2 separate regions of the Mus musculus genome follow, and region 1 is linked to region 2. The links are chromatin loops, found by intact Hi-C in ENCODE. Cell type or tissue: gastrocnemius. All regions are shown on one strand. Each heading gives the region's core, and the rest is flanking DNA. Links, peaks and the distances in the headings are about the cores only.

Region 1 (15,509 bases), core at 4,264-12,263, 550 kb after region 2:
TATAAGTCCAGTGATCAGGATACATGAAAGAGCTCAACTCAATTATTAAAAGATAAAAAAAAAAACAGGCATAGAGAGGGATGCCTCAGCATCTTAGAGGCATCTCTTCAGGAGACCCAGGGTTCAGTTCCTAGCTCCCACAAGGCAGCTGTCACTCCAGTCCAGTGGGTTTGATGCCCTCTTCTGGCCTCCACTGGAACTCCATACATGTGGTACACAGACATGCAAGCAAAAAAAGCTCATACACATAAAATAAAATCTCAAAAAAAAAAATTAAATAGGCAGAGGATCTGAATAGATCACCATTTCTCAAAAAAAGACACATAAATAGCCAATCAGAAGCTTAGCATCATTAGTTAGCAGAAAAATGTAAATCAAAGCCACAGTGAGACCCCATCTCACACATACAAATGCCTAGAATAGAAAAGACAGACCATCCCACGTGTGGGGAGATGGGAAGAAAATTAGAACCCTTTGCAAGTTTGACTAGAATCCACCACATTGCAGCTTCTTTGGAAAACAGTTTGGCTGCTCCTTAAAAACTTAAACCTATGGGGCTGGAGCGGTGGCTCAGCGGTTGAGAACACTGACTGCTCTTCCAGAGGTCCTGAGTTCAATTCCCAGTCACCACATGGTGGCTCACAACCATCTGTAACAGAATCTGATACTCTCTCCTGGTGTGTCTGAAGACAGTGTACTTATATACATAAAATAAATAAATAAATAAATCCTTAAAAAATAAAAATAAAAACTTAACCTGTCCTGTGGCAACGGCTCAGTGGGCCACTTGCTGCCAGGCTGACTGCCTGAGTTTGGTCCCTGAGAGCCACACAGTGGAAAGAGAGGGATGACTCCCACAAGTTGTCCTCTGGCCTCCTTGAGCACGCGCGCACATGCAACACACATACAGACACACACAAATTAATTTTTTTCTAAATTAAACATAGTATCCATCACTGTATAGGCATGACTGTCTACTCTGAGTGATTTCCTCAAGGCACATGAAAATGAAGCCTAAACACAAATGCTTATCAACTGAAGGATGACCACAACGTTCTCCAAGTGAAAGGGGTAAAGTCTTTCTCCCAGGGCAACCCGGATGAGTCTGGAAAGGCGTACACCATTGAGAGAAGCAGCCACACAGGCCTCCTATAGTGATGGCTTTTATCGGATAGAACAAATATCTAGAGACAGAAAGTAGGTGAGTAGTTGCCAGGGGCTGAGGGGAAGAGGAACGAGGAGTGACTAATGACAGACACAGCTTCTCTCAGCAGTGACAAAGAATGTTCTGGAATTGTACAGCCCTGGGAATGTACTAAAAACACTTAATATATACTTTACATGGATAGATTTTATTATCTATGCAATGCATCTAAAACAAAAATCCTAAAGTAAAGCTAATTTGACCAACTTCTCTCATGTGTGTGTGCATGCGTGTGTGTGTGTGTGATGCATGCATGTATATACACATGTGCCTGCCTTACGTGTGCACATGCAAAGGTTAGAGGTCCCCTTTGGGTGTATTCTTCAATTGCTCTCTACCTTATTTTATTGAGACAGGGCCTTTCCTTGAACCTGCCGCTCACTGTTTTAACTAGACTAGGCAGTCAGTGAGCCTCCACGGTCTCCACATTCCCCCCACCTTCTCTTCAGTCCTGGGATCACAGACACATGCTGCCACGCCCAGCATTTCCATGGGTGCTAGGCAACCAAATTTAGTTCCTTATATTTGCAGAGCAAGCAGTGAGCAACAAGCCATCTCTCCAGCCCCAGTAACCAGATGCTTTTCCGAGGGCAAATGCTAACCAGAGCAGACTTGAGAATGAAGAGCAAGAGGTCAGAGGAAGCCAGGTTCAAGGTACAGACAGTCCCAGACAGGAGGGGTGAGGCTACTTGGCCCACACCAATCGCCTTCCCTGCCTACCTACTCTCTTTGTGCAGAAAGCAACAAAAGACATCAATCATTTTCGGCCTTAAAAGTTGCTGCAGCACCAAAGACCAGACAAGGGACTTGGAAAATGTCAACCAGCAAAATACATATGTATTTTTTTTTTCTTATAGCTAAAAACAGGAAAAGATAAGAGAAATGCTGGCCAAACGATGACTGAAAGCTTGTGGCTCCCACTGGGCCACTGGGTCTATACAGCAGTCTGAAGACGCCTGCTATGCGCTGCTGTGTATGATGATATAACCCATCTGCCCTCCGAGAGCAGCCATCGGATGGGTAGCTGCTGAGTTGCATGGACAGCCTTGGGAGAGGTAACCTGGGAACTCCGTGCTCTCGCAGCACCCTCAGGACATTTACTGCCTTAGACCGGGCGTCTTTGCACCTGACTGAAACCATAACAAAAAGAGATGGTGGGTCAGGAGTCTGAGAGGCAGATTTGACTTTTAAATTCTTAGCAGATTTGGGGTCAAGAGGAGTTCTTGGCAGGGACAAGGAAAACACACTTTTGAGTGAGTTTGGCAGCAGCTTGGACATTCTGGAAACACCGAGCTCACTGATGGTCCCTCATCCTCTCCAATGGAGGGCAACAGTCAGCCCGGCTGAGAGCACCGTCCTCTGGCTCAGGCAAAATGACTCAGCACTGCAGATGGACCATATTGATTAATACACAGGGCTATAAAACGATTTTACAGAAGCGTAAGGAATTCTGTCAGAGCTAGTCAGGAGGAAAAGAATGTTTCAAGTGCGCCCGGAGCATGACATCTGTATGTGCAGTCTTGGGGGAGGGGCGGGGAAAGCTAGTCCAGCGATGAGACACGGGTAGGGAAGCCTGGAGGCAGGCCCTGCATGGAGATCAGATGTAGACACAGTGGGGTGTCTGGATGCCAGAAACTGGGCTGACACCAAGACCTAAAATTGTCTCCAGTTACGGGTAAGACAAATCATCTGTGGTCTTTTTAAGATGGGTTCAAGGGCTGGTGAGGTGGCTCAGAGGGTAGAGTTCGCTTGCCACCAAGTCTGATCAGCTAAGTTTAATCCTCAAAACCCACACAGTGAAAGGAGAGAGCCGCCCCCACAGTTATCCTCTGACCTCCACAGAGGAGGGGGATATTAATATGCAGACACATGTATGAGTGCATTGCATACCATGTGAGTGCACACATATACACACGTACACACTATCATCAAAACCAATTTAAAGTCAGGCTCAGCATGCTGGCAAAGGTGTCTGGCCCTCGGGCTTCAGGCCATCTGTGGCCCAGGAGAGTCCATCAGGCCAGTGTCATAGAAATGTCAGCTCTCAGAATCCACGGGCAGCCAGTTGCTCGCCCTGGGATTTAAAGTGTGGCCAAGGACAACTCTTCCAGGACTCATGTGGCTAAAAGGCTGGATACTCCTGCCTTGCCCTCCAGACACAGAAGCAATAGCAGAGCTGGAGTCCAGAGCAAATGGTGGACATAATACAGCTATCACCTCCTGACACCCCACAAGTATCTGTCCTCATCTCTGCCTAGGACTGAGAGAAATTCATAAAGTGCCATTGTACAGGACTATACTCTAAGCCAAAGAACTGCCACCATTCTCAGTCATCCTGCTGACCCTTGTAAAAGATCATCTCAGCTGGGCCTTCAGGCTGTGAGCCTTCCATCACCCCTCCATAAGGAGGGTCAGAGGACCCTCACCTGAGTATCCACCCTCCCAACCAGTTGTATACAATTCTGCCCTAATTAACGTGGTCTTGGTGGAGAGGCCAGAGGCTGTGTGGTATGTGAAGGGTACAGGATGAGAGCTGCCGTCCATGCTGGGTAGAGACCTTCCAGTGTTTCTGCCTTAAGGCCACCCACGTTCCTGCCCATAACCCTTCACCCACTGCCCTGTACGTAGCCCTGATAAACTCCTGGTTCCCCTGCGTGAACTGTGCTGGAACCGAGCCTCCGTTTGTTGCTGGGAGCTTAGGAGGGGCAGATACTGTTGATATCTCTCCCAGAGAAGTCGTTTTAATAGCAGTGGTCATTAACTTGGAGCTAATTCTTCTTTAATAGACGGCACTTTTTAAATGTCTTAATGCATTTAAAGTGCTGCGTGTGTGTGTGCATTCATGCATGTGAGAGAGAGAGAGAGAGAGAGAGAGAGAGAGAGAGAGAGAGAGAGAGAGAGGAATGCGGGGAGACCAGAAGGGCGCTCTTCCTCTATTACTCTCCACCTTATACCTTTTGAGGCAGTGTCCTCCCATCAATGGTGCTGGCATTTCAGATAGGCTAGCAGCCCGCACCACAGTGTCCTTTCTGTCCCCAACAACATTGGGGTTAGCAGGACACACAGGACCATACCCACGTGTCACTGGGGTTCTAAAATCCACACTCAGGTCTTCATGCTCGCACCCCTCTCTCCTGCCCACTGAGCTCATTTTTTATACCTTTGTATACTTTTGGTATCGAATTCTAACTTAACCTTGCCGTCACATCAGCCTTGCCCAGGGCACCCTCTCCCACTTCTGACCTTCTGTCTGTGTTGGCTAGTTTTATTGTCACTGTGACAAATACCTGACAAACAGCTCAGGGGAAGAAAGCTTTCCTCTGCACAGTTGCAAAGGTTTCCATCCGCCCTGGTGTAAAGGGCGTGGCTGAGCAGCTCACATCATGGTGGGGCAGCAGTAGGAAGGAGCCAGGGGACAGCAGTCCCTGAAAGGACACACGCCCATTTTCCCTAGTCACATCTACCATCCTCAGAGCCACCACTTCCCAACAGTAAATTCCAAATGTGAATCTATGCTGGAGGGGTGAGGGGTAAGGCGGAAGTGGGTGGGTGGGTGGGGGAGCACCTTCTTAGAGGCAAAGGGGAGGAGGGATGGGATGGGGGTGCAGAAGGGAAACCAGGAAGGGGGACAACATTTGAAATGTAAATAAAATAACCCTTTTTTTAAATTGAATCTATATACAATGATTAAGTCAGAACCCTACTGATCTAGTCAGCTCTGGTTGCAGGACACTCAGCGGTGGCATAGGAACCTCCTTTGTACTTCTCAGTCCTATCAAATCGCCTGTTGTTTTAGTCAGGGTCACTGTTGCTGTGATGGAACATACCCAGAAAGCAAGTTGTGGAGGAAAGGGTTTATTTGGCTTACATTTCCACATCACAGTGCATCATCGCAGAAAGCCAGGACAGGAACCCAAACAGGGCAGGAACCTGGAGGCAGGGGGCTCATGCAGAGTCCATGGGGGTACTGTTTACTGGCTTGCTCAGCCTGCTTTCTTATAGAACCCAGGACCGGCAGCCCAGGGGTGGCACCCCCCACCATGCATGGGCTGAGCTCTCCCATCAGTCCCTACTTAAGAAAATGCCTACAGGCCAATCTCATGGAAACATTTTCTCCTCTCTCTGATGACTTTAGCTAGTGTCCAGTTGCTATAAAACTCTCCAGCACACCTGCCAAAATTGACCATCTTGAGTCGAGAAGGGGGACAGAGTTGGGGGTGCAGGGGGATGACTCAGCTGTTAACAGTGTGTACTGCTCTTGTAAGGGCCCAAGTTCAGTCCAGTCCCCAACACCCACACTGGGCAACTCACAACCATCTCTGCATCTGCCTCCGGGGGATCTGACACCCTCTCCTGTCCACACACACACACACACACACACACACACACACACACACACATACATAATTAAAACTAAAGAGAGCTGGATCCGTGTCTGAGTGTGATACTTGTTGCTCTTGCAGGGGACACGGCACCCTACATAGCAGCTCACAACCATCCATCCCTCCAGTTCCAGGGGACCCAATGCTCTCTTCTGACCCCTGAGGGTACCTGGCATGGCATGTCACACACAGACAGTAAAACAAATAAATCTAAAAATCAGGATTTTGTAAGATAAACCATTTTACTGCACTTTAGGGACAGTATGCTTCCTAGTATTTTCTATGCAACTCTCGGGTAACTTTTTAGGTTAGGTCTGGGGTTGTGGATTCTCTGATCTCACGATGTCCAATAGAGTAGCCACTAGATAGGTGGCTACTAAATTCTTAAAAGGTGGTCAGTCCTAACTGTGACATACTCTGTGGTGGTTTGAATGAAAATGGCCCCTATCCCCTCATCTATTTAATTTATTTTCCCAGTTGGTGGACTGTTTAGAAAGGATTAGGAGGTGTGGCCTTGTTGGAGGAGGTGTGGCCTTGTTGGAGGAGGTGCGGCCTTGTTGGAGGAGGTGTGGCCTTGTTGGAGGAGGTGTGTCACTGGGGTGGACTTTGAGGTTTCCAAAGTCCCATGCCAGGCCCATCTATCCCTTTCCTCTGCTTCCTGTGATTGGATCAGATGTGGGCTCTCAGCTACTGCTCCAGCGTCATCCCTGCCTGCCGCCTTGCTCGGGCCACGGTGGTCATGGACTCACCTCTGAAACTACGGTAGGCAAGCCAACAGTTAAATGCTTTCTCTCATAAGTTGCCTTGATCATGGTGTCTTCCCAGCGATAGAAAAGTAACTAAAGCAAACCCTGAGTAAAAGCCACGTTTCAGAAATATTAATGAGCTCTTACATTTTTGGTTGCGTGTTGAAATGACGTTATTTAGTATTTATGGGTGTAAATAAAACAGTGTTAAACTCAATATCATTTGTGTCTTTTCAACAAGGCTACCAGACAATTGAAAGTTGCAACTGTAGCTCTAATTCTGTTTCCTTTAGTTAGAGATTTGATTTTCTTTAAACAAAGTTGCTGAGTTTGTAAGGTGCTTATGGACATTATAAATCTCCTGAATGGAGACATGACAGGATTTACAAGTGTATGTGACCACGATGTCATAATATCTCGTTCTAGTTATCTATTTTTTTCCCCTCACGAGCTCCAAAAACATCAGCGTTTACATCTTCTTAATCTCAAAGTCTCCTGTGGGGAAGGTCAGCTGTTTCAGACTTGGCCTTCCCCGAAAAAATTACATTTACTGAAACAAAGTAGCTTGCTATTCCATTGACTTTAACTTGGTTACAAGACTTGGGATGTAGCTCAGTTGGTAGACTGGAGCCAGCATGCAAGAAGCCCTGGGTTCAATTCCCAGCACTGAGCCTGCTCTTGCATGGTGTGGTGGTTTGAACCATAAGCTCCTATCTTTGAATGCTTGGTCACAGGGGGCTACTTAAAAGGATTGGGAGGTGTGACCTTGTTGGGAGAAGTGTCTCAATGGAGGTGGGCTTTGGGGTTTCAAATGCTCAAGCCAGGCCCAGTCTCTCTCTCTCTCTCTCTCTCTCTCTCTCTCTCTCTCTCTCGCTCACTCTCTCTCTCTCTGATCTGGATATAGAAATCTTAGCTACATGCTGCTATGCTTCCTGCCATGACATAACAAAGTAAACCTCTGAGTGTAAGCCAGCCCTAGTTTAATGCTTTCCTTTATACGAATTTCCACGGTCATGGAATCCCTTTACAGCAACCGCACAGTGACTATGGCACATGCCTATAATTGCTATAGGAGTAGTGATGGGGGATCAGAAGTTTGAGGCTAGCCTTGGCTACCGTGACCTTGAGGGATCAGAAGTTTGAGGCCAGCCTTGGCTACCGTGACCTTGAGACTAGGAAGGGGTTCGATGGCAGAGCGCTTGCCTGGCGTTTGTGGCCTTGATTTAGTCACTGACGCTGCAAAAGAGCGCACTCAAGACCCGCAGAAGCATTTTCCATCCAGGGGCTCAGTACAGCAACTCAACAACGCCAAAGAACAGCATATGTGATCATCCCCCTGCGTCCTGTAGAACTGTAGACTCTGAGATTTGGAAGGTACCTGCTCTACTACCTAAAGTCATAGTTAGGGCCACCCATCTAACCACCAATCAGACACCAAATAGTCACTGTGTTCCGGTGTCCGCTCTGTGCCAGGCACACATTTCATATCAACCAAAGAGCTCAGTGCGTCGGTTCTACCACCTCCACTCCAACGCTTTGGTGCACAGATGACGCACAGGTCACGAAGTGTAAGGGAGAGGCTGCCATGCTTCCTTAGAATGCTGGGATTTTTTTTTTCCTGGAATGTGGAGAGATTGGCAAAGCCATCAAACAGCACATTCCTCTTCAGCAGATAGAAATAGATGGTGATTGCACCAAATAACGGCAACAGTATGCTAACAGTATCATACAAGTCTTTCATTTTAGAGTAGTAAGATCATAATACAGACACACAAGCTGAGCCTGCTGCGCAGGTCTATGACCTGGGTACTCTAGAGGCTAGGGTGGGTAAGGTCCAAGTTCAAGGCCTGCTTGGGCTACAGAATGAGTCTGAGGCTAGACTACACAATTTGAAAGAGGACTGGGAATATAGACCAGCATGCTTGAGGCCCTAGGTTCAATCTTCAGTACTGTAAACAAATCAGAATTTCCCAGAAACCCTTGCTCTTCTGTGTTTCTGTACCAGCGTGAAGTTTGCCGTATTTCTTTTCCATGTGTTTCTCTGTATCTGGCATTCCACAAGGCATGCCTTCCTAGCTTGTGATTTTATCTCTTCTGTGTGTCCACATACTAGGCTTTCTCTCGACAAGAATGGGAACAAGACCAGCTCAGAAAAAGTGCTGAGCTTTTCAGATTTCACGGTCAAGGCCAAGTCAGAGCGCAGCCACCCAATGGCACTGCATGCAGCCAGCCACGGCTTCCAACAGCAATGCCTGGACACCCTCTATGTTTGATGTCTTGAAGGTGTTCAGGTTTTAACACCACACATACACACACACTCAGACACACACACACACCACACAAACACATACTCAGACATACATACACACTCACAGACACACAGAAACACACTCATGTACACACCACACAGACACACAGACACACTCACGTACACACCACACAGACACACAGAAACACACACACACTCAGACACACACACACACCACACAAACACATACTCAGATACACACACACACACACAGACACACACACACACTCATGTACACACCACACAGACACACACACACACAGACACACACACACTCATGTACACCACACACACACACACACACACACACAATTGCAGTTTATGGGGGCGGGGGCTGGGGGGAGAGTGCACAGAACTGAGGAGCTACTGCTCCAACCTTCCAGGCAAATCCTAACTCAGTACACTGTGTTATCCTGCCATCTGCTGGCCAAAGTGAGAATTGCGCCAAACACACTGGAAGGAAAATTGTAATTCAGAGCTCAGCTTGATTAATAAATAATACAAAGACTCTCTCTAAGGAGAAGCAGGTAAATCTCTTTGAAATACATCAGCAGTCCCCAGAGCGAAAATCACCCCTCCAAGTGTCACAAATGACAAGCAAACGCGTATAACAACCAAGTCTCAAATTCCACGGGATGTTATCTGTAGGAGACCCTGAAAGGCGGTGACTGCCTTAGTTCTCTGCAGCGTATGAACACGTCAAGTCACCTCTGAAGTAACCTTGCAGTAGTGATGACCCTTGGCCAGGGCACCACTCCTCGAACTCTTAGTGTTGTTTATAACTTCACTGTTGCCCCCGTGTCTTGCAGGTATGGGTGTAGATAGATGTATGTGTGTGTGCTGTCATGTGTGTGTGCCTGCATGTAGAGCCCAGAAGTCATCTTCAGGTGTTGTTCCACACTGTCCACCTAATTTTTTTTTGAGACAGACTCTCTCACTCTCACCCAGAGCCTGCCAGGTTCTGTAGGCTGGCTGTCCAGTGAGGCCCAGGCATCCATGCCAGTACTGGGATTTCAAACTCTGCCCACCATGCCCTTCCTTCTTATATAGATCCTGTAACCCCACTCATGTGCCCTGGGGAAGGAAGAGTGCCCGGTGTCCACACTGTCCTTTCATGCTGACCGTTTATGAGATTATCCATCCTCCGGGGCTGCTGCTTTCTGTGAACGCGATCCAGCTTCCTCCCTGCACTGCCTCACTAACAGAACTGTCTCCAGACCACACCAAGTCTAGACTGTGACAGCTGCTGTCATCCTGGATATAGCTTCATGCTTCACTCATTCCGGCCACCCGAGGACAAAACACCACATCCTCCGCATTCTGAACAATGCATTTTTATAGCCTCACATTAGAAAATATGCTGTGTGTTATTAAAGGGATCATCTTGATTAAGATGCTTGCATAAGAGGTCCACAGCCTACAAGGACCTAGATAAACAGCTGGGATACATGACAGAGGGAGACAGATAGATGGCAGTTTCCAGAAGTTGGCCAGGCTCTGCAGTGGCTTCTGGTGTCTGAGGCTAATTTAAAGCGATAAGTGAGAGAGCGATACACGTGGATGGGGCAGTAGAGCTGTGGTGCTGGGTTGCTGTCCCAGACAAACGAACAAAAAATAAGATAGAATAATAACCCATAAGCCTCAGACACAGGCAAGCACATCCCCTGTGAGCCAGGAGACACTCTGCTTTTCCTGAACCTTATATAATCACGGGGAGGGCAGAGAGAGAAGCCATGTCTTCAGGGACTTTAAAAGCCAAGCTAAGGAAACTGGAGAGAGAGCACAATAAATTGCATGCTCTGCACACCTATAAGGTATGGATTTGGTCCTCAAACCCACATGAAAATGATGGGCATTGGGGGCCTCCACCCTCTCAGAGGAGAAGCGAAGGAGGGATGGGAGAAGGATTGTGAGATGGGGTGACCAGAAGGATTGGCAGTGAGTGGGATGTAAAATGAATGAATAAAAATAATGATAATAAAAAGATTATGGCACAAATAAACTTGCTTCTGGATTTAATGGGAAAAGGAACTGATAGTCTTGGTGGCGCATACTAGGAAGCCCAGCACCCGGAACAGAAATAGACAGATCTCTGCAGCTTGATGGATGGACAACCCATCGAACCCAATTAGTGAGCCCCAGGCCCGGGAGAGACCCTGCCTCAAAGGAGGAGGAGGAGGCCATCTGTAAGGGTGACTCTCAAGGCTGTGCTCTGGCCTCCCCATGAATGCGCATACATACAACATGCACATACCCGCATGTGAGCACACACAAAGACACACCACAAACACTAAATAGTTGTTTTGCTTAAGCAGAGATTCTGAACTTTTTTAACAATCCAGAACATCTCACACCTCCCCACACACTTTAGGAATTGGGCTGTATCCCACTTTGCCTTGGATGCTAAGTACCTCTGAGAAAGGCTGGTCACTGGGTGTTATATAAAATGCTGCCCAGGGCAGACAGCTTGAGGAGTGCCCACAAAGGCTGCCAAAGAGACCTGGGCTTCCAAGAAGAAACAACCAGATCCCATCCAAACTGGAGCTCCGAACACCACAGGGCAACTAATACCACAGCTAGGGCTATCCCTATGGCCCTGCTGAAAGAGCCACATATAAAAATCTAAAGAGAATTTCATTTGTGACCTCTGCAGCAACCTTTGGTGGGATACTCAGCTCCTTGAGTTGGGTGCGGGAGGAGGTAGCCTCACATAAGAACAGAGATCTCCTGGCTGTACCCCAAAGCACCCCCAGCACTGATCCCTTGACTGTACCCCAAAACACCACAGCACTGATGGCTCCCCCTCCAGTGTCAGTCAACAGACAAGGTTCAGTAGGACCCCAAATGTGCTTCCCCACCAAATTCCAGGGCTGAGGACCAGATATAGACAGTTTAAGGACTGGCTTTTGTTTGTTTGTTTGGTTGGTTGGTTGGTTGGTTTTGGTTTTTGGTTTTTTTGAGACAGGGTGTTCTGGAACTTGCTTGGTAAACCAGGATAGCCTTGAACTCATAGAGATCCTCCTGCCTCTGCTTCCCAAGTGCTGGGATTAAAGGTAGGTACTGTCTGTCAAGGGACTGGCCTTTTAATGTCGGGGCAGGAGAATGTACCATAAGGCTAAGGCTAGTATAGTTTGGATAGTTAAGTACAAATGCTAAAGACTTAGTTCCCAGTATGTGGCTCCAGTGGATGGGAGTGGAACATTAGGAGATGGGTCTGACTGTAACATACCCGGAGTGTCCTCAAAGAAGACCCTGCAACCCCTCCCCCACTCTCCCTACCTTCTCCTTTTCTCTTCTCCTCTTCTCTTTCCACTCTCCGTCTCTCATTCCCAGATGACGTGAGTTAGACAGCTTTGCTCACTGTGCTCCCGTAACGATGGCTAAAGCAACCAGACCAAGCAAACAGGGGTGGAAACAAAAACCCCATGTAATCACCCTTAAGGCGATTGATTGTTCCAGGTAGCTTTTTATGAGGAGAGAAAGAAGACATCAAAAGTCCCGGACAGTTTTATTTACAATAGTATCTAGCATCCAACACAAAAAGTCCTCCAAAGAATATCTAGGTAAAACTTGCTCAGAAACACTGTACGAGAAGCCTTAGGGAGATGACAGCTCAGCCCATGAAGGACTTGCTTCACATGAGGACCCGAGTTCAAGCCCCAGAACCCACATTAAAAACAACAACAGAAACTAAGAACCAGTAAGTAGCCCAGCACAGGGAGGGTGAAAACAGGTGGGTCCCTGGGGCTCACTGGCTAGTCAGTACAGTTGCCAACAAAGTCCACCAGTGAAAAACCACATGTCACAAACAAGAGGGTCAGTCCCTGAGGAATGATGGCAGAGATTAACCTCTGACCTCCTGCATGCGCACCTGTACACATATACGCATCTACGTGGCACACACACACATACACAATAGTAGCAGATACCATGTGACAGAGACAGAGTTAAAATCAAAACGTAGGCAGCTCCTTTCTGAAGGCCCCAGGGAAGAATCCATATCTCGCAGCCCAGAAGCCTTGCCCTTCCTTGCGTAAGAGGCCAGCGATAGCGAACCCCCCATACTCCATTTCTCTGTGTTCCTTCCTTCTTTCTTCCTTTCTTTTCCCTTTTTCTCTTTTGAGACGAGGCCTGTCTCAGCCTCCTAAGTGCAGATTCTAGGCAGAACCCTTCTTGATGGGATTTTATTTCTAATTCTTATGTATATTACACACTCTTTTGTGTGTGCATCCACCCAGCAAAGCTGCTCCTGGGTGAGGCTATGGACAGCTTGCTGTTTCCCAGACAGCATCGAGGTATACAGAGTGAGTTCGACTGCACATCGAGGGGAAGTAATCTCCAATGAGAGAACTCCAAGCTCTTGCCAGCATAGCTCCAGGGTCAGTGACAGAAATGGACACCCAGTATCTTCTTCAGGCCTCTGAAGGTACAGGCCTGGTACACACAGGCTACACACTCATATACACATGTATAAGCCAAAAACTAAGAGAACATCTGAGAGAGAGAGGGAGAGAGAGAAGGAGAGAGAGAGAGGGAGAGAGAGGCGCCAAGAGGCCAGGATCCCCTTCCTGGAAACCAGACCTCACTCTATTTGGGGGCCAGCAGATTATCCAGCTGGCAATGGAACTTGTCCCTAAACCTGATGACCTGAATTCAGCCACTGGAACCCAGATGGTGGAAGGAGAGGACAGACTCCTGCAAGTTGTCCTCTGGCCTAGGCAGGCTCACCATTGCTAGACAGACAGACAGACAGACAGAATGATAGAAAAATGGACAGCTAGATGATAGATAGATGATAGATAGATAGATAGATAGATAGATAGATAGATAGATAGATAGAAACTGAGAGATAGATAATGAATCTCACTAAGCTTTCAATAGTTGCCAATGTGCTAAATGTAAAATAGGCATCTTATTTTAATTTGAATTCTTCTGGATTATGATAAGATTGAAAATCTTCTTTTTTTGTTTTTTTTGTTTTTTTTTTTTTTTTTTGGTTTTTGGGTTTTGGTTTTTTTGAGACAGGGTTTCTCTGTGTAGCCCTGGCTGTCCTGGAACTCACTCTGTAGACCAGGCTGGCCTCGAACTCAGAAATCCACCTGCCTCTGCCTCCCAAGTGCTAGGATTACAGGCGTGTGCCACCACTGCCCAGTGAAAATCTTCTCATCATGCAATCCATTCAGTTGTCCTCTTCTGTTACTCCCTACTTATATTTTCACTATTCGTTTCCAAGTCTTTTTTTTTTTCTTTGTAGAGTTTCTCACATATATTCTGGAGAACGTTTCTCTGCTGATTGACTCTTCCACAGCAGAGCGAAAGCACACGCACCCACAGAGTCTGTGGCTTGTCTTTTCATGTGGATTGAATATCTTTTTTATCAGGCAGAAGCTTTACTAGTATTGTTAAAATTATTAATATTTCCCTTTCTGGTTTGGGCTTTTCATATTTTCTTTAATGAGGCACGGTGACATGCATTTCTGGTCCCAAAAAGCAAGAGGCCAGGGCAGGTGGATATTGAGTTTGAGGCTAAGCTAAGCAACATAGCACGGCTTGAAAGGAGAGACGTTTCTCTGTTGTAGTGTGAAGGAGAAGAGGGAGAAAGAGGAAAGAAGGAAAGGAGTGAGGGAGGGAGGAAAAGGGAGGAAGGAAGAAGCAGGAAAGAAGGAAGGAAGAGAAGAAAGGAGAGGAAAAAAGAAGGGGAATGGAAAAAAGGACAGGCCCACGTCTCCTTCCCTTAGGTCATAGCTCCACTTTTAAAAGCATAAAGACAAACTTCTCTTCTGAAGTTTCTAATCTCCCAGAAACTAGCACTAGCATTAGAGAGTTCAGGAGCATCCACACAAAGAGCATCGCCTTCTTACATGTATACATTTGCCTGTACTGTTTTACCTGTGCTGACACATAATTACGTACATTTATGGTGGATAGATGCTGACTAGATACATGTATTCATTGTGTAACCACCAAATTGGGTAATTAGTATTTCTTTGTGCTGGGAACTTGCAAGGTTTACGCCTTGCTTTGAGATACATAGTAAATCATTGTGCCTCACAGCACAGTGTGGTAGAGAACTCTAGAAGCTAGTCTTCCCACCTAACTCTACCTTCCTGTTTGCCATTCAGCTTCTCCTCGCCTTTGGAATCGGATCCTCCTCTCTCCTGTGGGATCCGTGTCCTCCTCTCTCCTGTGGGATCCGTGTGTTAGACTTTAGATGAGTAAGCACAAACAGCACTTGTCTTTCTGTGCCTGCCTTACTTCACTCAACAACCTTCATTCTCTCCATCTTGAAGCAGATGCCATCACTGGACTCTCAGCTGGGGTGCAATGTGCATAAGATTTCACTGTGTGTCTGAAGGCCACTTTTCTTTATCCATTCATCTGATAAGTAATAAATGCACCAGTGTTAGCATTTTCCAGTTTTAAAATTAAAGTTCACACAAGCACGTTGGTGCACACCTGTAAGGCCAGCACACCAGAGGCAGAGGCAGAGGCAGAGGCAGGAAGATCAAAAGCTCAAGGTCAGCCTCAGCTGCATAGTGAGTTCAAAACCAGCCTGCTCTACATGAAACCCGATATCATAAAACTAAATAAGAGACAGAGGAAATGGCTCAGTGGGGAAGGGCACTTGCTGTGTGAGGATAAGGGCTTAAGTTGAGATCCCCAGCACCCTCAGAAAAGCATGGCTTCTTAGGCACCTGCAACCCTGTCACTGTGGCACCTGCAACCCTGTCACTGTAGAGACAGGAAGAGTGGTGGGCTTGATTGTGTGTAAGCCAAGTTCCCAGTTCAGTGAGATACCCTGTCTTAAAGGGATGAGACAGAGTACCAAATGACAACTCTCAAGAGCCTCCTTTGGCAATTGTACATGA
Region 2 (15,509 bases), core at 4,237-12,236:
TAAGGTAGCAGAGAGGCTTGAGGGAGTCCCAGGATTCCATCCATCTCTACCTCATACGGAAGATGTAAGAAGCTTTGAAGACTTCCTGTGCCTACACTGCACTCAGATCAGACTGTATCTTAGTGGATGGAATCCTGAGATCGCTATGTAAATCTCCCAAGTGACTACACTGAGCAGCCAACATTGAAAACGGTGCCCCAAGGTATACGGAGGCCAAAAGGGATCATTTGGGTCCCATCCCAACTTAAGGGCTTTAGATAGTTCTTGTGTTTTGTGGTGTTCTCTCCTGAAAGGGACACTAAGTAAGTGAGTTGGGGTGAATCATTTTTGTGGCAGGATGGCCAAATGTGTGGTTCTTGATAAAAGAAAACCCATGTCTTCATATTTGCACAGCAAATCCTCTTAAACACTGAGCCATCTGCCCAGGCCCAATAATTCACTTTAATTTGTAAAATTCAATTGGCTTTAAAGAACAATGTTGTTTTATGTACCTAAAACAATTTAGAAGACTCTATGCTATGAACAAATGTTCTCAAATATAGGAGTCTATGAACCACATGTGTGGGACACTTCTCCCCTGCCTTCCACCTCTTCCTCTCCTTCCCCCTCCTCTTCCTCTTCCTCATCTTCATAATTCGTCCTTTCCTCACTGGTCAGTGTTAACCACGTTGGCCATTTTCCCCATTGCTGTTACAAAATACCTGACCAAAAACAGCTTAACTGTGATCCTTCCACTGGATCACAGTTGAGGGAACTGAAGTCCATCGTGATGAGAAGGTATGGTGGTAAGGGTGTGAGGTGGCCAGTCACATTGTGTCAGTACAGGAGAGAGAGGCTAAAGCCACTACTCAGTTTGCATGTCTAGAGGTGTGTCTCCTAGGTGACTCTATAGCCCGACAAGTTGATGATCAAGAAGATCAAGACTAATCATTGAAGAAGTCTTGATACACCGATGACTTGAGATGGTCCACAGAGAAAGAATTTATACCCATGAATTGGCAAATATGCAAGTCGGAGCTTTTGTTCTCTCAGAACTGGTACATCCTTGTCAGGTGCTGAAAGATCACAGGACTATGGGATGTTTCCTAAAGAATGAGTGTGGATGGATACAAAGGCATGCCAGCAGATAAAGACTTGCAAAGTTTGGGGACCAATACTATGAGGGTAAACTAGAGAAAAAGGAAAACAGCAAGGAGCAAAAAGTGACATAGAAATAGAATTAAAGAGAAAATTTGACCATTCTATATAAACTGAAAATGACTCTTTCTCAGAGACATGTGATATAGACTACTATCTGAGAGGTGGTACCATAATATACTTATCAGGAAAGAGCAGTCAGTGGTGTGCTGGGAAGGGGAAATAGAGCAGGTATAAGAGGGAGACTCTAGAGACAAGCTTCACTTTCCCTAAGGGCAATCCTAAACAGAGTAACTAGAGACCATGGTGGAGTCTAAAGGGATCAAGTTATAACAATTAAGATGGTGAAGCATCTTTTCCCTATGGCACCACAGAAGCACGTCACAATGGATGATATTCTTATTTGAAGGGATTATATATATACATATACATATACATATACATATACATATACATATACATATAACATATATAGTCAATGTACAGGCACCTGTCCATGTGTGTAGAGGCCAGAGGTCAATATCAGGTGTCTTCCTCAATGACTCTCAACCTTATTTTTAGAGATAGGTTATCTCACTGAACCTACTGCTCATTGATTCAGCTAGACTGGCTGGGCAGCAACTCCAGAGATTCTCATGTGTTTTCCTCCCCAGTGCTGTGAGTAAACTTGTTACTGCTTTTGTTTTTCTTTTTAAGTTGGGTTCTAGAGAACTTGAGCAGAAGTCTTCATGCTTGTGCAGCAAGCAGTTTTTCATCTGAGCTGTATCCCCAGCTGACAGAGATCAATTTTAAACAGTACCCCCCACACACACCTTAAACCAGGTATCCAAGCTTATTCACCATCCTCTGTGTTGCTTTCAAAATATAGTCAAAGAAAAGATGGAGGAAGATTTGAGCATCCTGTGTTGGTCACCGGTGTCAAGCCACCATCCCTCCCTCATGGCTTAGTATCCTTGATATCTAGCCTTCTGTTTGGTTTTGGGTTTGCCTATGAGAAAATAGTTTTTAAAATGCTGCGACATAATCATTGTGTCAGGGCTTCAAAACCCAGCTGAATCCCATAATATATTTAGAAAGTATAATTTACAGCCAAACCACTGATATAATGTCCAAAATGAGTGAGTCCTAGTTTGAACTCTGAATTTGGGCATTTAGACATACTCTATAAAGGAAAATGGATGTGAACCAAATGGGGTATGGGGAGAGTCTGGTCTTTAGTATGAAAGTCTGTGCTGCTAGACCTTTATGGACCTTGTAGAGGAAAATCTTCCTCTTCTCTACCCAGTGATCTGAGGGAAAGGCATGGCCAATGTTCCATATACAGATCTCACTCATAAGAAGTTTCCTCTTGGGGATGGTGAAGGTCTCTATTACAGCACACATAGTTCCCCTCCCCTCAAGCTCTCTTAAATTTTTCTTTATGGCACCTCAAGTTCAAGTCAGTTAAAGGTAAGTTTTTAAAGTCAGACAGTGATGGGAGTCCCACCCCAACTTGAGCTGGGACTTGTGAATTGGACCATTGCACACTCGTTGCACACCCATTGCATACTCATTGTGTACCCACTGCACACCCATTGCACACCTGTTGCATACTTGTGTATACTCATTGCACACTCCATTATGTACCCATTGCACATCCATTGCACACCCTGGGTCTAAGTCTAGCTGAGTCACAAGAGCTCCCATATGTTTCACACTGCTGCCTTGCAGGGACAGGTTCATCTACATAGGAGTACTTGGTTCTGACTGACTACTGACCCAATATGCTATGATTTAGATGTTGTACTACTGGGTACTGGAGATCTGAACTCAGGTCTCTGTGCTTACAATGCAAACACTTTACCTATTGGGCCATCTCCCAACCTCATCCTTTATTTCCATTGCCATCTCTCTACTTGTACTCTGTATTCCTCCTTATCCCGTATTGGGCCACCATTTCCCCAAAGCATCCTTTTTCTTTTCATCACATGGTGGCAGGATACGTAAGAAAAACATAGTTAATTTTCTTCACAAAGGACCTTGAAGGATAAGAAAGCTCTGTGAGACCCACTCATCTGAATGGGCTGTTAACAAGTTTATTTCACCTTGAATTGTATCCACGAGGCCCAGTATTTCATCTTCTTTCTCGGGGATGGCCTCTGTTTGTGTCACTCATTCTGTAAAATCGGACCCTACACAGGCATTACAGAATCAAGCATCTGTTGCTGTGGTGTAGAGTAGTAAGGAAGAACCATACAGCGATCGAGGCAGCTGCCTTCCAACTTTGTCACAGGGATACTGATCCTGTCTTCCTATTTTTAAGCTTTTCAAAAAGAAATCTTGTGTGCTTTTCCAAAAATGAGTGTGTTTATGGGAGTGGTGTGTGTGCATGTTTGTATGGGTCTCTGCACATGTGCATGTGGATACATGTGTGTGCATGTGGAGGTTAGAGGTCAAAATCAGGTGTCTTCCTTGATGGCTCCCACCTTACTCTTTTGAGACAAGGTCTCTCTCACAGAACTTACAGTTCACCTATTAGGCCACACTGTCTGGCTTGTAAGTGCTAAGACTGCTTTCTCTGCCTCCACAGTGCTGCCTGGGACTAGCAATACACACCACCACACCTGGCTTTTTATTTGGGATCCAAACTCAGGACCTCGAGTTTGCATGGCAAGGAATTTGCTAGCTAATCCGTGTCCTTGGCTCCTGCACAGTTTTACATTTTATGTGCATGGTGTTTTACTCCTGTGTATATCTGTGTACCATGTGTGTACAGGGCCCACAACATCCACATCCCCCAGAACTGGAGTTGCAGGCGGTTCTGACCACCATGTGGGTTCTGGGACTTGGACTTAGGTCATCTTGAAGAGCAGCCAGTGCTCTTAACCACTAGGCCATTTCACCAGCCTAGTTCTGCTACACTTTTTAAAAGGCAGGACTTTAAACTGGTCTAGGCTGGTCTGGAACTCATTCAGTACATGGTGGCATAACCACTCACACCTCAGCCAACTCAGTTCTGGGATTATAAATATATACCACCATGCCTAATGCATTTAAGGTGACTCCTTTTTTTAATTTCCCTTTTCTTTTTTCTTTTTTCCTAGTCTTGGGGATGGAATCTGGGGCTTTGCATATACTAGGCAAGGCTAGTACTTGCATATGCTATAGCTAAGGCTCTACTCCTTAGCTACATCTCCAGGACTAATTTTCTTGTATTTGTGAACAGTGTATGCATATATGCAGGAGAATGAAAGCAAAAGAAAGATCTGATATGTACCATCTTCTATTGCAGTAAAGCATAGCCATGGCTCATAAGATGCCCACTTTCTGCACAAGAAAAGCAATACCAACTCACCCTCGGTGTCTGTGCACTCCTCCTTCCTCCCACTTTTGGCACTCATTATAAAGGAGAGATCTCAGTGCAAATAAAGCAGTTTGCAAATAGTATTTTGGGTCTTCCACTGGAATCATATCATCTTACTGCTAAGTTGGAATAATATTAACTGTATCAAAATTCTTTTGACAAGTCCAATGCAAATTTTAAAATACATTTACATAAATGGAATCATGTCCTTCAGCGACAGGGAGTGGAAAGGCTGCAGAGAGCATAGCATTTGAACCATCAAGAGGATGAACACTCAAGCAGCTGAACATGAACACACCATTACTGCCTGGGTACCACCAGCCACATCCTTCTTTTGTTTGGGGCAGGGGTTCCTCCACTGTCTCAGAGAGGAGGCTATTACAATCATTCCATCCAATAAAATGATCACCCCACCACCTAGCAGTGGTGTAGCTTAGATGTACAAGCCAGAAGTATACAGGGTGCCACAACCCCAGAGGCTGGCCACAACCAAGCTGACATTGTTAATGGTCCAGGTAGTTGACGACAGCAACCAAACAGAAACTTCTTTCTACGTCATCTGGTTCCTGCTAGATGCAGTGGAATTCTTGGGATCAGCCAAGTCCTTGAGCAAGGACTATTAACACCTCCTTTGGCTGATGACAGCATTGGCTGTAACTACCAGAACTCTTCATCTTACCACGGTGTCAAAGAGGAATGATGTTCTCACTGAGTACGAGGACAAGCCAGGCTGCTCAGTGGCCCATTGAATCTCTGCCCCTGTTTGTCAGACTCATACCCAGGACTGAGGCTGATCCCTTTAATTTTAATCTCAGTACATCCACACTTCTGCCTGGTCCCAGATAAAGCAACTGGGAATTGACCACCTTCCAGCAGTAGACCTCATAGCTTGCTGGGGACATCTGATACCTGAGAGAAGCCCATCAAGGACAGTGTCAGCCATTCATTATCCTAATGACTTTACACTGGATCCTTGGGAAATTATACAATAAATGTCTGGGCTATATTTTCTCAGTTCCCTGCTGAATTTTTTTTTGCATTAAGATTTAATTTATTTTTATTGGGGGCTGATAGGTAATGCCCTTTTGAAGATGTGGAACAACAAATCCTGGGTGTGGGTGGACGCCGTTGACAGACCACAAGCAAAGGCCCTGATCTCTCAAGCAAACCTCACAGACAGACTAAGCCATGAATCTTGTAGCTGCTGCTGAAAAACCTGAGACTAAGGCACGCAGGTGACAATCAGGAACTGAGGGAAAGGAGCAGGTTCAGGGTTAGAGGAGGAGGGCAGTCTGGAGAGTCCATGTGAGCTACTGGGAGGACTGCAGGAACTCTGGAATAGCCTGAGCTAAGGGAAGGAAGCAGGTAGCTAAGTAAGATATGCCCTGCTCAGAAAGCCAGCAGGAAGGGGGCTGGGAAGACAACTCAGTCGGAAAGTAAGCATGAGGAGCTAGGGTTGATCCCAACACGCATGGAAGGCCCTCATCATCACAGAATGGGGGAGGCAGACACCCAGATCCCTGGGACTCCCCGGCCAAACAGTGTAGCCTAATCAGTAGGCTCCAGGGCCCAGTGAGAGACCCTGTCACAACACAGACACACACACAAACCACCACAATATACAGTTCCCGAGGAATAACACTCTGGATTCTACACATTGTACATACACATGTATGCGCACACACACACTCACTCACACACACATACTCACTTACATACACACACACACACACACACACACACACACACACACACACCCCTGAAATCTTTCCAGTTGACCACTAAAGGTAATGTTCTTTGTATCATTTTCTGTTCCCTCTCATACTCCATCTTTTTAGAAAATAATAATAAGGATGTAACTCTGTGTGCTTATTATTTTTACCTTTGCTGACAGAAAATCGGAGGCTTAATTGAGACCTCAGCACCGGAATGCCTTTTCACACTTAAGTCATACATTCAACTCGCTTGTCCCTCTGCCTTACACGATCCTTTCTTCCTGTTTAACTCTTGGGTTTGTAGACATAGCTACATGCATTTAATTGCTACTCCCTCTATGCTGTGTGGAATCATAGTGCTTTTGCTTCTCCCTGTGTGTTGTTTCTATTGGGCACGTTGGCACAATGAAAACACAGATCATTGAGGGCAGAGTCGGCGGGGGGAGGGGGGCCAGGTAGAACAAAATCTACCACTCTACAACTTCCTTTTTTTGGCAGAAGGAATTGTCTCAGCAGGTGTGTTGAAATGCCCCAGGGTAAGCTGAGACATGGGAATACCACAGCCTGAACAAGGCAGTACTTCTTCTTCCCAGGATGGCATGAATTCGTTTGAAATGTTAAGCCCTGACAGTACAAAGCCATTGTGCCTCACCCCATTGTATAATTGAGGGACTTGGAGTCTCAGCATACCCTGAAATGAAGGGGTTCTCAAGGGAAGCACAGAGATTACGCTGTAGGTGGGGTCCCCATTGGAACAGTGGCACATTGTCACAATGCGTCTCTCAGCATATTATGCACAAAAATCACTTCCCTGGGCAAAGCTTGCTGCCTCGGAGTGTGAGCTAGGGCCAAGAACCAATAGAAAGCTGCGTTTACAGAGTAGGAAGGTTGCTGTGTACAGTAGTGCTTTCGGGGGAAGCTGCTCGTTCCATTAGACGTGCTTGCCCCTTCACCACCAGAGAACCCACCTCAGTATCTCTTCCAGAGGAGCAGGGAACCATTGGCTTTACACCCCTCCAGATACACACCTTGGCTTAATGTCCAAGAACCACCCATTACTGGAACCTAGTATATTATCTTAGTTTTCGTGAGGTGGGGGTTGGGGAGCGGGGAGGTAGGGACAAAATGCAGAAGGCTAAGATGCTTCCACCACAATCAGGGTTACTCAGACAGGAGAAACAACACAGACCTGAGAGGTGATGCTATCACCTGGCAGTGTCTGAGAGCCCCAGACCTGGAGATGTGAGTTGTCACTGTCCTGGCATGTGTCTACCATGCCTAGCTATCCCGATACCCAGTCCCCATATTTGCACTTCCTGCAGAAAGTGCAGGAAGCAAGACAGGGCTCCCTGATGATTATCATGTGGCCAAGACACTGGCCAGGGATGGACACAGAGCAAACTTCCTGACTTCCACTGGAAGGGCCTCACTGCATGAACCAGAATCAAGGACCAAATATTGAGTTATACATTTCCTCTTCTGCTTCTCTCATGCACTCCCCAGACTTGGCCCCTGGGGGCGAGTAAGAAGGAAGATTCCGTCACTGGGCATCTGGGAAGCACAGTAAGGGTGTCCCCTTAGAGTAGGTACAATACCACCCCAATGGCTTGTCACTCACTGTGTCCCTGTCTCCCTCACCTCCTTCTGACCCATATACCTTCAGACTGATTCTGTCTCATGCCTTCAAGAACATGGCCAGCAGTAAATTCATGCACAAAGAAAATTATGAAGGGTAATTTTCCAGGGTTACATGGGCCAGCCTCGAGTTCAAGTCCAGACAATCTGAATCCAGAGAGCTCCCCAGAAGGGATCTGGGGTGAGTTGACACTGGAATGTCCCTTGATGCTGAAGCTACTGAGAAAGTATCCTTCATAGAGGAGTGGACCGCAAGAGTAAGCAGATCTTCAAATTACAGTGGCAATGCAGCCTAAAGATGTAGGCCTACAGTCCCGTCTACTCTAGAGGCTGAGGCAGGAGGATCACCTGGGTTAGAATCAGTGCAAGGCTAGCCTGGGCAACTTAGTGAGAGTCTGCCTCCACATTTAAAAGGCAGACAGAGGGCTGGGGAGGTGGCTCAGTGGCTGAGCACTTGCGTCGTGTGCATGAGGCCCTGTGTTCGTTCAGTCCCAGCAACATATACACATGCATAGAGTTTAATTTATGATAAACATGGATGTTTTCATGTATCTCGTGGTTGTCGAGCTAAAACCCCAATGTAACATAACTGCTGTCCTGTGTTCTCTCTATGATATTCACTGTGGGGCCACTTCCATTTCTCGGTCTCTTTATTTTATATTTTCTATATATTAAGGGCCTTCCTTCCCTGTTTGTTTTCTTACCCATCCCCCCATATCTGTTCCTGGAATCTGAACTTGAACTCTTTGTTTCATATGTCTGATTGGTTGGCCCTATTTACTTAGGTATTTGTGTGTTCACATATTTATTTATTACTGGGGATGCAAATCTAATTTTGATGCTGAGGTGTGGGTCACTGATAGAACGTTTGTCTAGCATGCTTGAGTCCATGTGTTCTATCACCTGCATGACTCAAGGGAAGGGAGGGAGGGAGGAGTGGAGGGAAGGAGGGAGAGAGGGGAGATGAAGGAGGAAGGGCCTATGGGGCCCGTAACACCCCCAGAGCAGAGGGAGAGAGGGGAGATGAAGGAGGAAGGACCTATGGGGCCCGTAACACCCCCAGAGCAGCAGAGTACTGGAAGAACTGGTGGAGATGGATATGCCACTAGGGGGCAGAAAAGACTCAGACCCCTGCCCCCTGTGCTTGTGAGATCTATCTCTACTAAAGTTACTTGGGGGTGGGGGCAGAGATTGTCATAGCTAAAAGCAAAGTTTCTGAAAGTCATTACCCTAGGCTGCTATGGTAAGCAGTGTTTTCTATGTATGAAGGAGTCACTTGGGATCTTGTCAAACACAGATTTCTCACAGGTTCCCAAGTAGGCTGGGGATTACAGACGATGCTTTAAAGTGGTCAAGGTCTCAAATATCACACATAAATCATTGTTCTCTCTCTCTCTCTCTCTTTCTCTCTCTCTCTCTCTCTCTCTCTCTCTCCATCAACTATCAATAATTATCTTTACTATGACTAGCTTATATGACCATTCAGGATGAGATCAGTAGCAACTGTGTAACTCACCCCATGACAAATAAAATCCACGATGCTGGTTGGTGGTCATAGGTAACCAGAAGGGACTCAGCACACTGAGGTGGCCCTTTCTGAAATGCATTACTTCCTTGGATACTGTGGACACTTAAGAGTGTTCCCTCCCTCTCTAGTGCCCACCAAGGTCTAGGAGACATTCCTATGAGCCAAAGTAGGAGGGAACCATACAGACCTAAACCATCTAAAGCCCAGAAAACTCCGGAATTTTCAAAAGCAATCGTGGATCTTTCCAGATTCTGTCTAATCTTACAGAAGTCCTCAACACAGATTAGAAGCAGACTGTGCTTGCATATATTCATCTCCTCTGTATATTGAACAAATACCAAATAAGTAGGCTTGAGACTACACATTAGCAAGCTGTCACGTTAGCTCCTAACTGCGTGCATGCATGCGTGCTTGTATGCTTGTGTGTATGTGTGAATGTGCATGTGTGCCTCTGTGTGTGTGTACACGTCTTAGCATGTGCACAGAATTCAGATGGACATTGGTTGTTCTGCTTTGTGAGGCTCCCCTTTATTCCCTAAGATGGTCTCTCCCTGAGACTGAAGCTCTCCATTTCAACTGAGCTGGCTGGATTCATGGCTGGCTGAGATTTCGTGGTCTCTGTCCTCCAACTCTCAATTGGAGACACTCAGATCCCCGCTTCTATGCGTGTGCTGGGAATTTGTCTGAACGCAGGTCCTTATGCATACACGGCAAGCACTCTTACCCTCTGAGACATTTCCATAGTCTTTCCATATCATTTTTTTATCCTGTCCCCAATATACTTGTTTTTGTTGCATGGAGAGGAGGGGAAGGGAAGCCCTAAGTGTTTGTTTTGCAGTCACAGATGACAGTAAGTCCTCTTGCTTTAGGGTGTAATTCTTTTTTCCTCTTTCCTTACAGCTGTGACCTAGTTAATTGTAGGTGGGAATCAAACGCCCAAATCATCAGGCTTTTGGCTTGGCTTAGGATCTTGCTGTTAAGTGGTAGGATGTCCTCCTTAATGACAGGAAGTCGGGTCCCCTGATCAGCAACATTTGTGTTCTTTGAGCTCAGAGATAAAGAACTGGGTGTATAAGGCTGTGGTTTCCTTGTGGTCAGGGACAAGAGTCAAGGGATAGATGAGTCTGTGACCCATGGATGAATCACTCCTGCCAAAACAGTTGAAATGTTCATCTCAGTGTTCTGGCCTGGAGTCCTCCAGTCCATGTGGACAAAGGAGAGAATGACTCACTCACTGTCCTTTTATGGCTTCATTGCTAATGTTGAGCATCCTATAGACCAGAATATGATATCATTAAGAAGCCACTTTAGCCGGGCGGTGGTGGCACATGCCTTTAATCTCAGCACTTGGGAGGCAGAGACAGGCAGATTTCTGAGTTCGAGGCCAGCCTGGTCTACAAAGTGAGTTCCAGGACAGCCAGGGCTACACAGAGAAACCCTGTCTCGAAAAACCCCCAAAAAAAGTGAGTGACGACTGTAAAGGCAGGAATGTAACACAAATAAGCCAGGTGTGCTGGCACATGCCTTTAGTTCCAGCACCTAGGAGAGAGGCAGGTATCTGTGAGTTTGAAGCCAGCCTGGTCCACAAAATGAGTTCCAGGACAGCCAGGGCTACACAGAGAAACCCTGTCTCGAAAAAAAGAAGAAGAAGGAAGAGGAAGAAGAAGAAGAAGAAGAAGAAGAAGAAGAAGAAGAAGAAGAAGAAGAAGAAGAAGAAGAAGAAGAAGAAGAGGAGGAGGAGGAGGAGGAGGAGGAGGAGGAGGAGGAGGAGGAGGAGGAGGAGGAGGAGGAGGAGGAGGAGGAGCCTTTAGGGCTGAGGATGTTGAGTGCTCATTTAGCATTCGTGGAGCTGCAGGCTCTGCCTATCCTTGCATGATTTAGTCATGGTGGTATATACATATAATCCAAGTTCATCTTCAGTTACATATAGATTTTGAGGTCGGCCTGGGCTACATGAGATCCTGTCTCAAATAAAAACAAACAAACAAAGGAGGAATTGTTGAATAGTTCAGTTGGTAAAGATTTGTCCTGCAAACATGAGGACCTGAGTTTGGCTCCCAGAGCCTATGTAAAATCAGCTAAGCATGGTGGTATACTCCTATAATCTTATCAATGGTTAGATGGTAGCAGCCAGATCCCTAGGGCTCATGGGCCAGCCAGCTTAGCCTACTTGCATAGCTTCAGGCCAGTAAGAGACTATCACAAAAGACAAGGTGAACAGCCCCTGGGGTATTTCCTGAAGGACAAATCTTGAGGTTTTTTTTTTTCCTCTGGCCTACACACACACTTTAATATGCACCTGCACACACATGAACATACATTCATACACACAAGTAGAAAAGAAACAAGAACTCTAGAATCCTAGCAAGAATCTATTGAGTCACATATGAGAAAGTTCAGAGTCGTTTTAGCAGTTTCCAGGCAACTCTGAGTGTCCCCATGGCTGGCAGAAAACTTCAACACCATGAGTGAGAGGAACTCATGTAACATACAGTGACCTTGAGATCTATTGGACAGTGATTCTCTTCCTCAGCTCTATAATAGAAACCCTAAGGTGCCTATAAGGAATCCCGAGTCCTTCCCCATGACAGTAACGTCAGAATCCCCAGGGATGGGTTCAAGTAGAAAGCTTCTAGGTGGTTCTGATGCACAGCTAGAGCCATCCACCAAGAGGCCATGGGAAAGGCAGATCATGCTCGGCTGACTTGAGCAGGCAACAATAGCCGACTCTACAGCTTTGAAGTCACTGCCTTAAGGTATGCTGGAAACCCTCGTGGCTTTGGATAACTCGTAGTTTCTTTCCTACATCTGGGTCAAGTCAATGGGCTTTGGTGTGCTTCCTGCTCTTCAACATGGTGCAGTCTGCTGGAGCCACAGACTCTGTCCCTTGTCTACTCTAGACCGCTCATCTCTACTCCCTGAAGCCCACCTGTGTTTAAAGTTATTTTGATGGAGCTACAGCCTGAAGCAGCCTGTAACATCTAACTCTAAAAACTGTTGTAGGCTGCTGGGATGTGCTGTCTTGACCATCCAACTTGACCTTGAGCAGAACCAGCCCACAGGAACATGGCCTCCGTCACAGTGAACAGAATGGCCAGTCCTAAGACTTCTTTAGACCTGTCTATCACCAGTGGCTAATTTATGAGAAGTGCAGTTCTAGCTATGGGACAGTGAGGCACTGATTCTGCCTTATTAAGAGACATTTGCTGACGGTACTTAGTTCTTAAGTACCCCAGCAGTCTCCAAATCAGAAACTGTTGCCTGTGGTACTTCCTTTAGGGAAAATAGCTGACATCCTGTCCAATTCCTTTCTGCTTCTGTGGAACTTTGAATCCAATTGCTCCACACAAAGACATTTTTTAAAGGAAAACACATCAATCTTCTGTATGTTTTACAGCTAATCAAGCAAGGCTGAATGTACTGCTGTTCGTATAGATGACCACATGCTCTCGTGGAGTGACTGAGCAGAAGTAGTGACATTTTCTTGTGAATTGAAGACCATTCCGTCTCTTTTTATTCTTACATATCTGATCGTTTCCCCAATGGCAGAGTTGCCTCAGTTTCAGGGAAGATGATCTTTGATTTATTTACCCCAAGTGAAGGGAAAAGACCTCTTGGGAATTCAGGGATATGTCAGGCCTTAGATTAAGTAAATGTTTCACTTATAGAATCCCTGTGTCCTGTGTCAGACATTGGCAAGACATGGGAGAGGTGCAGAAAGAGGAAGTTCCAGATGACCAATAAAAGGTAGAGGCAGGAGGCAGGGCCTTACTTCCCTCTCACCTACTTCCACCCACAGGTCCTAGGTGTCACACTAGGAACTTGACCCCTACACTAATCCAGTGAGTGAGAAGTCCCCTAGTGTAGGCAGAAACATCAAAGTCTGACCTGTTTGACGCTCCTTTAAGTCTTGTATTCCCCCACGTCTGTGTGTGTGTGTGTGTGTGTGTGTGTGTGTGTGTGTGTGTGTGTGTGTGTTCATGTGGAAGCCAGAGAACAACCTCTGCTGGTGTGCCTCAAGTGTCATCCACCTTTAATTTGGAGATAGGGCCTCTCATTGGCTCTTTTCATCCTTCCTCCCTGGTACTAGGATTATCAGCATGTATCTCACATGTGTCTTGGTGTGGGCTCTGAAGATCAAACCCAAGTCATCCTGCTTGCAAGGAATATACTTTACAAACAGAGAGATCTTCCTGTCCCTGAAAGGTGGATTCCAGTCTGGTCCCCAAACCATGGTGGTCCCCTCTCATCCTCTTCTGGTTTGTTTATTAGTGTACACCACCATGACCCACTGTGTGCAATTTTAGTGTGCTTTCTGTTGGTTCTACTTTCTTTTCTTCCAGATTCATTGTTCAAAATACTTTGATCAACTACTTTGAACTCATTAACCTTGACCTTTGAATCATAAACGTCTGTGCCACTGCCCCAATGTCTCCCATTTGTCTAGCAATCCAGCCCCAAGGTAACTAGTTCTTCCTTTCTTTTTTTTTTTTTTTCCCATTTTTTATTAGGTATTTAGCTCATTTACATTTCCAATGCTATACCAAAAGTCCCCCATATCCACCCACCCCCACTCCCCTGCCCACCCACTCCCCCTTTTTGGCCCTGGTGTTCCCCTGTGCTGGGGCATATAAAGTTTGCAAGTCCAATGGGCCTCTCTTTCCAGTGATGGCCGACTAGGCCATCTTTTGATATATATGCAGCTAGAGTCAAGAGCTCCGGGGTACTGGTTAGTTCATAATGTTGTTCCACCTATAGGGTTGCAGATCCCTTTAGCTCCTTGGCTACTTTCTCTAGCTCCTCCATTGGGAGCCCTATGATCCATCCATTAGCTGACTGTGAGCATCCACTTCTGTGTTTGCTAGGCCCCGGCATAGTCTCACAAGAGACAGCTACATCTGGGTCCTTTCAATAAAATCTTGCTAGTGTATGCAATGGTGTCAGCGTTTGGGTGCTGATTATGGGGTGGATCCCTGGATATAGCAGTCTCTACATGGTCCATCCTTTCATCTCAGCTCTAAACTTTGTCTCTGTAACTCCTTCCATGGGTGTTTTGTTCCCAAATCTAAGGAAGGGCATAGTGTCCACACTTCAGTCTTCATTCTTCTTGAGTTTCATGTGTTTAGCAAATTATATCTTATATCTTGGGTATCCTAGGTTTGGGGCTAATATCCACTTATCAGTGAGTACATATTGTGTGAGTTTCTTTGTGAATGTGTTACCTCACTCAGGATGATGCCCTCCAGGTCCATCCATTTGGCTAGGAATTTCATAAATTCATTCTTTTTAATAGCTGAGTAGTACTCCATTGTGTAGATGTACCACATTTTCTGTATCCATTCCTCTGTTGAGGGGCATCTAGGTTCTTTCCAGCTTCTGGCTATTATAAATAAGGCTGCTATGAACATAGTGGAGCATGTGTCCTTCTTACCAGTTGGGGCATCTTCTGGATATATGCCCAGGAGAGGTATTGCTGGATCCTCCGGTAGTACTATGTCCAATTTTCTGAGGAACCTCCAGACTGATTTCCAGAGTGGTTGTACAAGCCTGCACTCCCACCAACAATGGAGGAGTGTTCCTCTTTCTCCACATCCACGCCAGCATCTGCTGTCACCTGAATTTTTGATCTTAGCCATTCTGACTGGTGTGAGGTGGAATCTCAGGGTTGTTTTGATTTGCATTTCCCTGATGATTAAGGATGTTGAACATTTTTTCAGGTGCTTCTCTGCCATTCGGTATTCCTCAGGTGAGAATTCTTTGTTCAGTTCTGAGCCCCATTTTTTAATGGGGTTATTTGATTTTCTGAAGTCCACCTTCTTGAGTTCTTTATATATGTTGGATATTAGTCCCCTATCTGATTTAGGATAGGTAAAGATCCTTTCCCAATCTGTTGGTGGTCTTTTTGTCTTATTGACGGTGTCTTTTGCCTTGCAGAAACTTTGGAGTTTCATTAGGTCCCATTTGTCAATTCTCGATCTTACAGCACAAGCCATTGCTGTTCTGTTCAGGAATTTTTCCCCTGTGCCCATATCTTCAAGGCTTTTCCCCACTTTCTCCTCTATAAGTTTCAGTGTCTCTGGTTTTATGTGAAGTTCCTTGATCCACTTAGATTTGACCTTAGTACAAGGAGATAAGTATGGATCGATTTGCA

The links. Peaks named below come from ENCODE experiments on the same cell type or tissue, not always from the same donor. Only the 100,000 strongest peaks of a DNase experiment are listed, where the experiment ranks them.
Region 1: a loop joins it to region 2, with 2.8 times the contacts of the local background. A loop is called at or near these places in 3 of 42 quality-filtered maps.

Annotation. Positions count from the first base shown.
Region 1 is chr2:4,855,643-4,871,151 of GRCm38, forward strand. No RefSeq gene overlaps it. Among named protein-coding and RNA genes, the nearest start is that of Sephs1, 18 kb to the right of the region's middle. In gastrocnemius, for the core only: a CTCF peak has its summit at 9,090 (motif pointing left); a DNase peak (open chromatin) is centred at 9,065.
Region 2 is chr2:4,307,850-4,323,358 of GRCm38, forward strand. The region is part of intron 1 of Frmd4a (FERM domain containing 4A); the gene reads left to right. Among named protein-coding and RNA genes, the nearest start is that of Gm23691, 65 kb to the right of the region's middle. In gastrocnemius, for the core only: a CTCF peak has its summit at 8,939 (motif pointing right); a DNase peak (open chromatin) is centred at 8,937; H3K27ac peaks cover 485 bases.